Linked DNA regions of Homo sapiens: region 1 is linked to region 2. A link is an interaction called in ENCODE POLR2A ChIA-PET data of the cell type or tissue named here. Cell type or tissue: HepG2. All regions are shown on one strand. Links, peaks and the distances in the headings refer to the core of each region. The heading gives the core; the rest is flanking DNA. Region 1 overlaps EHD1 (EH domain containing 1). Region 2 holds the start of GPHA2 (glycoprotein hormone subunit alpha 2).

What was found. ChIA-PET counts read pairs that join two places held together with the same protein. Peaks named below come from ENCODE experiments on the same cell type or tissue, not always from the same donor. Only the 100,000 strongest peaks of a DNase experiment are listed, where the experiment ranks them.
Region 1: POLR2A ChIA-PET joins it to region 2 with 6 read pairs; 7 of 35 experiments call an interaction of 5 or more read pairs at or near these places.

The regions. Positions count from the first base shown.
Region 1 is chr11:64,852,589-64,857,994 of GRCh38, forward strand. EHD1 (EH domain containing 1) reads right to left here. Exons shown (of 5, transcript NM_006795.4): 4 at 2,734-2,898; 5 at 1-2,269. The coding sequence ends at 1,745. Among named protein-coding and RNA genes, the nearest start is that of CDC42BPG, 11 kb to the left of the region's middle. RefSeq lists enhancers at 744-1,742, 1,743-2,741, 1,989-3,188, 2,430-2,489 and a silencer at 1,087-1,146. In HepG2, for the core only: no CTCF peak of the experiment used is centred there; DNase peaks (open chromatin) are centred at 2,573 and 4,253.
Region 2 is chr11:64,933,128-64,938,361 of GRCh38, forward strand. PPP2R5B (protein phosphatase 2 regulatory subunit B'beta) reads left to right here. Exons shown (of 14, transcript NM_006244.4): 13 at 18-119; 14 at 570-1,348. The coding sequence ends at 717. GPHA2 (glycoprotein hormone subunit alpha 2) reads right to left here and starts at 2,766. Exons shown (of 4, transcript NM_130769.4): 1 at 2,707-2,766; 2 at 2,231-2,333; 3 at 1,864-2,048; 4 at 1,344-1,747. The coding sequence starts at 2,333. The coding sequence ends at 1,646. MAJIN (membrane anchored junction protein) reads right to left here. Exons shown (of 11, transcript NM_001037225.3): 11 at 5,103-5,234. In HepG2, for the core only: CTCF peaks have their summits at 1,716 and 2,748 (motif pointing left); DNase peaks (open chromatin) are centred at 1,724 and 2,784; H3K4me3 peaks cover 1,293 bases; H3K27me3 peaks cover 724 bases.

The sequences.
Region 1 (5,406 bases), core at 1-5,000, 81 kb before region 2:
CAGCAGAGCAGGACTGGGCAGGGTTGGTCACCTTGCCCCGGCTGCCTTGCCACTCTGTCCCTGCTGGCATCACCCCCTCAGACACCAGGGGAGGATGGCCCAGGACTGCTGCCCCTGGAAAAGACAAGGAAGCACCCGAAGCTTTCGCACAGTTCAGACTTTTTAATGCAAGGAGAAAGTCTTCACTTCTCTTCCCACAGGTGTGAACAAGCCACTGCAACTTCAACAGTGACTTCCCGGCAAGGACAGCGCCCGCATCCATCCTCACCTAATACTGTATGGAGTGACGGGCTAAGGAGAACAAGGCCAGTTCCTGCAGACTCCGAGCAGCGCTGGGGAGAAGCTCCCTGAGACCCCCGCGGGAAAGCCTGGTGGGAAGCCCAGCTGTGTGGTACCTGGTGCTCCACCTGCCTTGGTGCCATCACAGCCCGGACAGTGGCCACTGGCCTGCAAACGCGCCCGGGCCCTGGAGGCTGGGCTCAATGGCCCCAGGCAGAGGAGGGGGAGGCGGCCTGAACTGGCCCGGGCCACTGGGCCGCAAGGTTCTGGTTTCTTATTGCTCAACCTGGGGGCCAGGGGCGTTGTAAGGACATCCAAGTGAGCTGCCCTCCTTTGCTAAACAGAGGAGGAAGGAAGGTAGGAAATGAAGGGGGATTACAGAAGGGGCTGGGTTTTCCCCTGGTCCCCGCTGTCTGGACATGAGAGCCTAGCCAGAACCACGGGCTTCCTCTTACCAGCACCAAGCTGTCGTGAGGCCCCGCCACCGCCACCCACCACCACCTCCCACTGTGGAGGGTGCGTCCCAAAGCTCCAGTTAAGTGAGAGGGTAGGGCAGGAGCTGGGATGACCACCCTTCCTCAGCCAGGAAATGCAACACTGGGGTCCAGGAACGGGGTGCTCCCCGGGTACCCACACCTAATGCCCCCTGGGCAGGGCTGCTCCTTGGCTGGAGGGTGGGAAGGGGAGACAAAAATCACAGCTTTTGAACAGTGGTTGGGAAGTTATTGGGAACTTTGGTCAAGTATGAAAGATATCACTTTACAGAACAGAAACTAGCTTATGTATTTTTCTGGAAGACATTCTCCTACTCCCCTGAACTCCCAAAAAAAGACCAAGGTGGCTGGGCCCTGCTTCTGTGACTGCTGAGCGGGGTTGCGCGTCGGAGCCGGTGGGGCGCGGGAGGAAAGGGCAGGGCCCGCGCACGGGGAGCCTGGGCCCGGGAGGGGAAGGCACAAGAACCCACTTCGCCCGAGAGCACGGGGGAGGCAGAGCCAGGTGAGGAAGGAAGCCACGGTCCCGTGAAGCAACCTCAGCTCAGAAGCACACGGAGGGTGCCTGGTGTTCCTGTCCATGCAGCCTCAGCCTAGCAGCTGCCAAAAGGGCGACCTGGCTCCCCCACGGTCGCAGTCGCTGCACTGTCCAGCTCCAGCCACAGCAAAGGCCGGGGGGCAGAGGCCGTGCACACAGGGCTGGCACACAGGGGAGGCGGCGACAAAGAACGCAGCCTCTAACGTTATATATTAAAATAGCCACAGTTCTTGTGCACACAATTCCATCCTCTCACCCCTGCCTCCCCCGCCAGGCCCAGGAACAGCCTTAAAAGAAAGATGGTGGTTTTCCTTTTCGAGAGGCGAGGAAACATCCGCTCAGTCTTTATGGACCTTGAGAAATGGTGAGGCTTCCCCTCCCCCCGTCTCTGCCTCCCGGCCGGGCGTGCAAATGGCAGGTGCGGGGCCGGGCGCCATCACTCATGTCTGCGCTTGGAGGGCGGCACCAGGTGCGGGGGCAGGTCGGCGGGCAGCTCGTGGCCCTCCAGCTTGACCTTGATGAGGTGGTTGGCCAGCGCGAACTCCTCGTCGTCCAGCAGCCCGTCCTTGTCCACGTCGGCCAGCTTCCAGATCTTCCCTAGCACGGTGTTGGGGAGCTTGGACTTCACCATCTCCTTCTTGGCGTTGGCGCCCGTGATCTTGCCGTTGACAGGGGACAGCGTGTAGAAGATCTCGTCGTAGGTGGGCTTGTCCTTGCCCACCACCCACTCCACGTCGTCGATGCCCTCGCCGGCCCCCTCGCCGTAGCCGTGCCCGAACGGCCCGTTCATGGTGCCGTCAAAGGCGCCGCCCTTGACCACCTGGGAAGGCATCAGGGACTCCTCCTGCCGCACCATCACCATCAGCCGCGCGATGTCGTTGGCCAGCATGTCATCCACCGTGTCCAGCAGCTTGGGCTTCAGCGCCTGGAACTTGCTGAAGTCCTGGGTCTGCAGGAGTTCCTGTGGGCGGGGGAGGAAGGACAAGGGCTGGGAAGGGAGGCCCCTCCCAGACTCCAGGCCAAGTGGTTCCAGTCAGGGCTTCACAAGCATAAAGTGCTGCTCCCCCACACTAGCAGGGGCGACTCGGCAAAACCATCTGGCCCTTGGCTCTCTAACCTGTACACAGGAGGCACCTCCAGCTCTTTCCTTGCAGGGCTGCGGCAAGGATTCATGGACAGGGCACCAGAGCGCCTGGCATGGCCCTGCCCTCCCCCCACCACGCAGGGTGAGTCACCACATTCCCCTCTGCAGTGTCACCGCCTGGGTCAACTCTGAGTTGGGTGGGGTGCTGGTGATTAACCCAGCTGCTTCCGTTCAGGGAGGCCCTTCCCCATGGAGATGGGATTCCCTCCAAATCCAGTGCCCTGGGCCTTCCTTCTGCCCTGATGGCCACCAGCCTGCATGGGGCCTCGGGACAGCCGTACCTGCATCTTGCGGAGGCTCGGGAAGTCCCCAGGGGAGATCTGGTGCTCGCGCTCAATCTTCTGGTAGATCTCTCCGAGGTTGTTCACCAGCTCTTTCTTTTTGCTCTCTTTACCAAAGACATTGGGCATCTCTTTCTTGAGGGAGCTGATGATGTAGGCGTGAACCTGTGAGGACGGGGTGAGCATCAGGCGCTCTCTTGGCCCAGGCTGCCCCCGAGAGCAGAGCCTCCAAGGACACTCCAAGGATACTCCAAGGTGCTCGCTCAGGAACAGGGAAGCAGGAGGGATGGGTCAAGCTCAAGGCCGCTACCACCACCGGCTCCCACAGTCCTAGGAGCAGACACAATCTGGCAAGAGCCACAGCTGTCCACTGCCACAGGACAGAGGACAGGACAGGAAAACGCACTTGAAACAGAAGACAACAGCCTTGGCCTTGCACGGATCATTGTGATGATTCAGGAAGAGTAAAACCCAGTCTGTCAACCCAAAGAAGGCAATTTGTCGTGTACCACTGGGCACATCACACACCCTCTGTTCAACCCTCACCACGCATCACACACCCTCCGCTCAACCCTCACCACGCATCACACACCCTCCGCTCAACCCTCACCACGCATCACACACCCTCCGCTCAACCCTCACCACGCATCACACACCCTCCGCTCAACCCTCACCACGCATCACACACCCTCCGCTCAACCCTCACCACACACCCTCCGTTCAACCCTCACCACAGCCCTGCGGGGTGGGATTCTCCCAACCCGGCCCTAAGCAAGGCTGGGAAAGGCTGCCTGGGGTGCTTGGCTCCCACATGGAGGAGCTGGGATTGGAACCCCGGGCTGCTGAAGGTGCCCCACAGCCCATGTTCTTCTGTTTCTCTGCAAGCCCCCTTCCCCCGAGCTGCCCCCTCCCACGCAGCAGAGCAGGGAGCAGGCTTCCTGCAGGGCCCACCAGCCTGCACGTCCAAATCCCTGCTGAGTGCCGATGGAGCCCACAGAACTCCAATGGGCCCGTGCCACGCTCCACTCCATCATCACAGCTCGGATGACGAAGGATTTGAAAAATCCCAAAAAGGCTTCTCCTGGTGGTTGCCAGCTTTATCCAAGCATCAATACCTTGCTTAGGCATGTGCCTGTTCAGGGCGGCACCCCCTTCATTTCCCTGCAGCAAGCTGGGAACCTGGCAGCCCTCGAGAGTAGCCCAGCCCTCAGATCCCTCGGCCTTGCCAAGTCGTGTCCAGCCACAGAGGGCTGCGGCCAGCCAGCCTTGCTGCCCTTCTCCCCGGCTCCAGCCCATCCACCACCCCGCTCAGCCTGAGCCTGTGCCCTGGGTGGGGGCCTGGCTGAGAACTGCCTGAGGGAGGCAGCCCCGTGCCATGTGGGTCTGGATCTAGAGTCTCCCCAGGGACACTGTGGCAGGCAGATCCCAGGCCGGTGGGAGTCATCACAGAGAGCACCACTCACTCCAGGAAAAGGAAGTGGCAGGTGTGAGGCAACACTGGAGGCCACAGGGTTTTCCAGGCGCGGTGACTCAGTGTGCCTGGGGCCTGGCAGTCACACATGGTCTCACAGACGACCAGGCAGGGGCTCATGCCTGCCCCTTGTCCTGTCTGTCCTCAAAGGTGGCTGAGCAAGGGAGCTCTCTCTGCCCTGCAAGGAGAGAAACTCAGCTAGGGCCACACCCACACCCCTCAGCTCAGGACGTCCTTTGTCCTTTGAGGCCAGGGTCAGTCACCTGGGTTTTTGTATGGGTTCCTCTCTCAAAGCTGGCTCCACTCACAGGGAGGCTCCAGAAGGGAGAGATCTAGAAAAACATCCAGCCAGCCGGGCGCGGTGGCTCACGCCTGTAATCCCAGCATTTTGGGAGGCCGAGGCAGGCGGATCACCTAAAGTCAGGAGTTCGAGACCAGCCTGATCAACATGGTGAAACCCCGTCTCTACTAAAATATAAAAATTAGCTGGGTGTGGTGACGGGCGCCTGCAATCCCAGCTACTCAGGAGGCTGAGGCAGGAGAATGGCTTGAGCCTGGGAAGCGGAGGTTGCAGTGAGCCGAGATTGCGCCACTGCACTCCAGCCTAGGTAACAGAGTGAAACTCCATCTCCAAAAAAATCAAAAAATAAAATAATAAAATTAAAAATAAGAAAAACACGCAGCCCTCTGTCCTCCAGAGCCGGCATCTGACCCACGCCCGTGCACACAGCTCACGGAGGTTCAGGCCAGAATGAGAATTCCTCATCTACAGGGTGAGGTGGGGCCCAGGGTACTTGGGGCACAATGGGAGGACAGTGGTGGCAAAGGATGAAGGGTCAGTTCTCACTGCTCAGACCAGGTAGCACCCACATGCCCTCTGACTGGCCTCCAGACAGAGTGGGTACGAGGGCCACTGTGCTCAACGCCTGCAGTCTCCATGCCTCTGAGCAGGCAGGGACATGGGCTCCCCAGGAAGTGCCCATCCTCAGTCCTCAGTTATATTCTGGAGATCAGGGGACTGTGACCCTGGCCACAGGCACATCTGTCACTGAAGCCTTCATGCCCACATGATGTCTACCCTGGTACCCCCTGCATGCCATGAGGTGGGGGCAAGCACCCTGCTCTGTTGAAGAACTGGGGACGTATCACCAAAGGGCCTGGCTTGGCAGGCAGGACAGTTCCCCAGCCACGCTCCGGCCTGG
Region 2 (5,234 bases), core at 1-5,000:
TCCTTGACACTGCCAAGAACCATCGTATCACTGATCTACAATGTGCTCAAGACCTTCATGGAGATGAATGGGAAGCTGTTTGATGAGCTCACAGCCTCCTACAAGCTGGAAAAGCAGCAGTGAGTGTTGGGGGCTGGGCGTGGGGGAAGGGAGAAGAGCAGGGAGGAGTCAGACCCCCATGGCTGGAGGGAACCCGAGGACTACCCCAAACTCTGTCTGATCAGATGCTGCAAGACTGTCCATGCTCCTGCCATCCTATGCCTGACTGTCTGCCCCTGTATCCTCCCGTCATTCTTCGAGTAGCTCAGACTTGTTCTGACTCCCTGTAGCTTCCTACAGAAGCCAGAACCACTCAGGCCCCACCCGTCATCTTCTCTGTGACTGCAGGCTGGGATCTGTCTGTCCTCTGCTCTCTTCCCTCAGTAGAGGGTTTTTATGGAGTCACAGAACAAAAATGGTTCCATGCCTTCCCTTTGCCGGTGGGGTGGTAGTGAGGGAGTCTGGACTGTGAGGGAGTCTGGACTGTGGGGGGCCCCAGGAAAGGGAGCTGCCTCACCCTCTCTCCCCAGGGAGCAGCAGAAGGCCCAGGAGCGTCAGGAGTTATGGCAAGGTCTGGAGGAGCTGCGGCTACGCCGGCTACAGGGGACCCAGGGGGCCAAGGAGGCCCCCCTCCAGCGGCTTACACCCCAGGTGGCCGCCAGTGGGGGTCAGAGCTAGACAGCACCTCAGAAGGGGAAAAGCTAAACCCAGAGCTGTCAGTCCCTCTATCCCTTCTCCTGTCCAGGGGCCCAGAGAGAAACACACCTACCCCTGGCCTTGCCAGAGTGGCTTCTGAGGACTCCCTGCCCAGCCCAGCTTTCACTGGGGGGAGACGAGGAGAGGCAATGGTGGTCTTGGCAACAGAATGCTCAGCCCCTCGTGGCAGGACTTGACAAGGGCAAGCTTGACCAGGAAGCTGCCATCAGGGATCTTCCCCTGCCCCGCAAAGCTAGGCTCCAGCTGCAGGCGGGCTCCCACCCTCTGCTCCTGGCCTTGGGCAAGGGCACTCAGCGCCTCGCCTGCCCCTGCCTTGGCCAATGCGAGGTCCTTCCTTATCCCCACCATGGGGTCCATGGTCTATTTATTCTCGCCCAGCTCACCCTCTACACAGACACTGTCCTGGGTGCACACTCCTCCCTTCCCTCGCTGTGTACTTCCTTGTCCCCTTTTTATTTATTGGGCAGGGGGAGGGGGAGGGCACAGGCAAGAAGAGATTCACAGTGTCCTGGGGTAAGGGGGGGTTCACAGTAATCATGGTCTACTCCTCTTTCCGTGGCTGGGGGTAGACTTAATAAAGAGAGAAATTCAAGAACTGCTTGCTTTATTTAGGGGTAAGGGCAAAGAGGGAAGTAAAATGATGAAAGATTGGTTTAGAAGGGCCAGGCAGAGGCAGGGAAGAAGCAGAAACTCCCCTCTTCTCAGGTGACAGTCACAAAATCTTACAAAGGATCAAAGCTGGAACAACCCTCCCCTTATTTAAAAAAATTCCATAGCAAGTAACCATCAGGGCTGGAGCTCCTTCCAGTTTTTGAATCTTGAACACAGGTTTCCCCCACCAGAACGTCAAGCCCTGTGACCCAGGGGAGGAAGGAGGGGAGAGGATGGGCTAGTAGCGAGAGAGGCGACACATGTCACACTGGCAGGCCCTGGCCGTGAAGATCTCGAGCTCCTCCCTCCGGCTCCCCACACACTGCAGCTGTACTTTGACCTGCGGGAGAGGGGAGTCCGTGCTGCAGTCCCCTTTCTCAGGGCTGTCTAGGATCTCCATCTCTCTGGTCTTCCCGCGACCCCAGCGTCCATCCACCGGGCCCGGGCCCTCCTCACCTTCTTCAGGCCACTGATGGTGCAGCACTGAGAGACGGAGGTGATGTTGTGTCGGTAACCACTGGCCACCAGCACAGAGTACCGAGAAGGGAAGGCGCTGGACTCACAGTGGCCCACACAGGCCTGTGCCACGTGGGAGCCCTGGCAGGTGCCTTGGCGGTCACTTCGCACTGTCACATTGAAGGCTAGAAGGAGATAGGCAAGCAGTAGACGGCGCCTCTGCCAAGGTTTGCCTCGCCCCAGCTCCCGTTGCCTGTGCCTCAGTGTGGGGCCCTTTAGGGTGCTGCCTGCCCCACCGTCCACTCAGCTCTTTGCTCCCACCCAGAACCTCCACTGCTCCTAGCCCTCCGGTCCCAGAGGTACTCACGGTGCAAGTGGCAGCCTGGGATGACTGCCTCCTGGCCCCAGGCTTCAGTGACTGCCAGGACCAGCAGATAGAGGACCAGGGTTTGAGGGGACGCCATAGGCATCTGAAACACAGTGGGGAGATGTCTCTACGTGGGTGTGCAGGTGGGATGGCGAGTTCTTTAAATACTGCATTCCAGGTGAGTGAGCCAGGGCTGGCTGGTCTGACAGGTGAGGTGTGCCTGAATGGTGCTGCCTTTTCCCTGTATCTGCCTTTGTGTGTGTGTGTGTGTGTGTATGGGTGTGAGTGTGAGCAGCTGTCTCTGGAAAGGACCTGTGTGTCAGCCCTCTGTGCAGTGATTCTCCCTTCCCTGGAATTTTCTTCGCCATCTGGAGCGCAAACATCTTCCTCCCTCCATCTGCCCCATCTTGGCCTGCAGGGCCCTCGTCCACATTCCCAGACCCTCCCCAGAGCTCCTCCTGCCTCAGCGAGCTCACCACTTCCGAGGCCCAGGAACAGAGCGGCTTGCAGTTTTCCTGTGCCTCCTGCTGGTCTCCAGCTTGGTGCTGGCTCTCCAGGCTTTTATTTGCCAGCATTTTGGAGCCACGCCCTCTTGGAGATCGGCTTTCAAACCAGCCTCCCCTGCCTGAAGCCTCAGAGCGATCCCACCTGGGGGATCTTGCTCTTTGAGGTGCGGTCCTCGGAGAGCAGCTCCTGCTGCTTTCTGCTTCTTTCTGTCCAAAAAGCTACCCACAGCCCAGGCCTCGATAAGTCAGATGTGGAGAGAAGCCTAGGAGCTGGTGGAGTGTGCAGCGTGTGTGCAGCTGACGACACAGGGGTCAAGACTCTTGGCTGAGTTGTGGACACCTGGGTTCTCTTTGCTCTGTGACCTTGGACAGAACATTTCCCTGTTCAGGGCCTGATCACCCCTAACTTTATTATTATTTATTACTATTATTTTGAGAGGGTCTGGCTCTGTCACCTAGGCTGGAGTGTGGTGGTGTTATCTCGGCTCACTGCAACCTCCACCTCCCAGCCTCCCAGACTCAAGCCATCCTCCCCCTTAGCCTCCTGAGTAGCTGGGACCACAGGCACACCACTATGACCAGCTAACTTTTGTATTTTTTTGTAGAGACAGGATTTTGCCATGTTGCCCATGGTGGTCTTGAACTGCTAAGCTCAAGTGATCCGCCTGCTTAGGCCTCCCAAAGTGCTAGAATTACAGGCATGAGACACTGTGCCTGGCCACACCCCTAATTTTAAAACCACTAAACTCAGTCCTGCTTGCCTTTTTCTAACTGCAAAGGAAAGGGATTGGGGAAGGAGATTCTTAGGGACAAGGGAAATTATACCAGTGGAGGTCTCCTGAGATGTGCTTGGTGGCAGGGCCGGGGGTTTGGGGGTTGCTGTCTGTTTCAGAGTTGCATGGCCACGGTATCAGTGGATGATTCGCATCCTGTGCTACAGAGTAACGTTCTGAGCTGGAGTGCTCCCCTAGCCCTGGAATAACAGGGACCTGACTCCTGAAAGGGCCTGAAGTTATCAACCCCAGCAAAGCTGATCTATTTGTCCAACTCTGGTTTTATAGATGAGGCAACTAAGGCTCAAAGAAAGAAAGTTACTAAAAGTCACCCAGCTAGTTAATGTTAGGGCTGATTTCAAATTCAAATCTGCTGTCCATCCATGGTGCTAAACTACACTTGAGCAAGAATGTGGCAAGCTGGAGAAAGACCCCCAGGCAGCAGTGGCCAGAGGGGTTGGGGCAAGGTGGAGAGCCAAAGGAAGCCTGTGGTGATTCTGGGCAGCCCCGCTTTGGGGTCATTGCCTCACTGATCTGCTCAGAAAGAGCAGGGCCAGTCACAGACTGCTAGAGCTAGAAGGCACTTTATAACTCACCAAATCCTACCCCCTCATTTTCTGGATGAGAAAATAAGAGCTCAGCGGAAAACAACTTCCCAAAGCTTCACTGTAAGCTAGTCAGAGTCAGGGCGGGCACTCACAGCTCCAGATTTGGAGCTGTGCTTCTTAGCAGCTTTGTAAAACAGGCCATGTTTGGGACAGTCGAGTAAAGGCTGTAAACGCAATTTGAGAGGAAGTGATGTTACTAATGTCACTAATCCTTAAATTCCCACACCCTACGGTTTCCCCATCAGCCCCCATCCCCTCAAGACCTGGGTCCTTGTTTGCCAGGTCCTCCGCAGCAGTCCACCTCTTCTCTTCTCCCCACCAAGGGTGCAGGCAGCATAGCAACAGGACGCAGCGGGAACTCAGCAGTTCAGCCCCTGCTCTCCCACTCTTGAGGGGCACCCTCTGGCATGTGACAGATGATGGCTTCTGTTTAAAGCATTTGGGTGACAAGGCTCATTACCTTATGAGGTAGCCCATTCTAATATTGGACATCTCTAACAGGTAAAAAGTGACTCCTTTGTTGTGAGCTAAAATGAGTTTCCCTACATTTCCATAGATCATTTTGGTTCTCCACGGCCACATGAGGCTAAAGTGTCTATTACAGATCAGTCCTTTAGTTGAAGGCAGCTCAGGTGGCCAGGCCTTCTCCAGGGGTGCCAACCTGGATTGACTTCCAGTTAATCTGATAAACGAATCTGCATTACTGTCAAACAGTTAAAGGGATAGAGAGGTGGGAAACATTTTGTCTATGGAGAGGCAACCATTTGGGGCCAAACTGGAACTGGGGAAGAGGTCTCTTGGGTGAGCAGGGCTCAGGACAGTGAGTCTTGAAAGACCCCATTCCCTAACCTCTGGCACAAACTCACCTACCCAAAGTGATCCTGTGAATAGTAACCAGGTAGACCTAGGGAAGTTTCATGCATTTTCTCTGTATCTTGAGGGAAGCATTTGTTCTCTTTTACTCTATTCCACTAAATTCAATCAATAACTCTTCATAAATAATTTATTGTCATTAGGATCCTAAGTGCCGAAGACAAAAGGCCTAAACCGGCCCTCAGGACATGAACATTTTAGAAAGTTCCATTCTTAATGTTTTAAATTGGGGGAAAAAATCTAT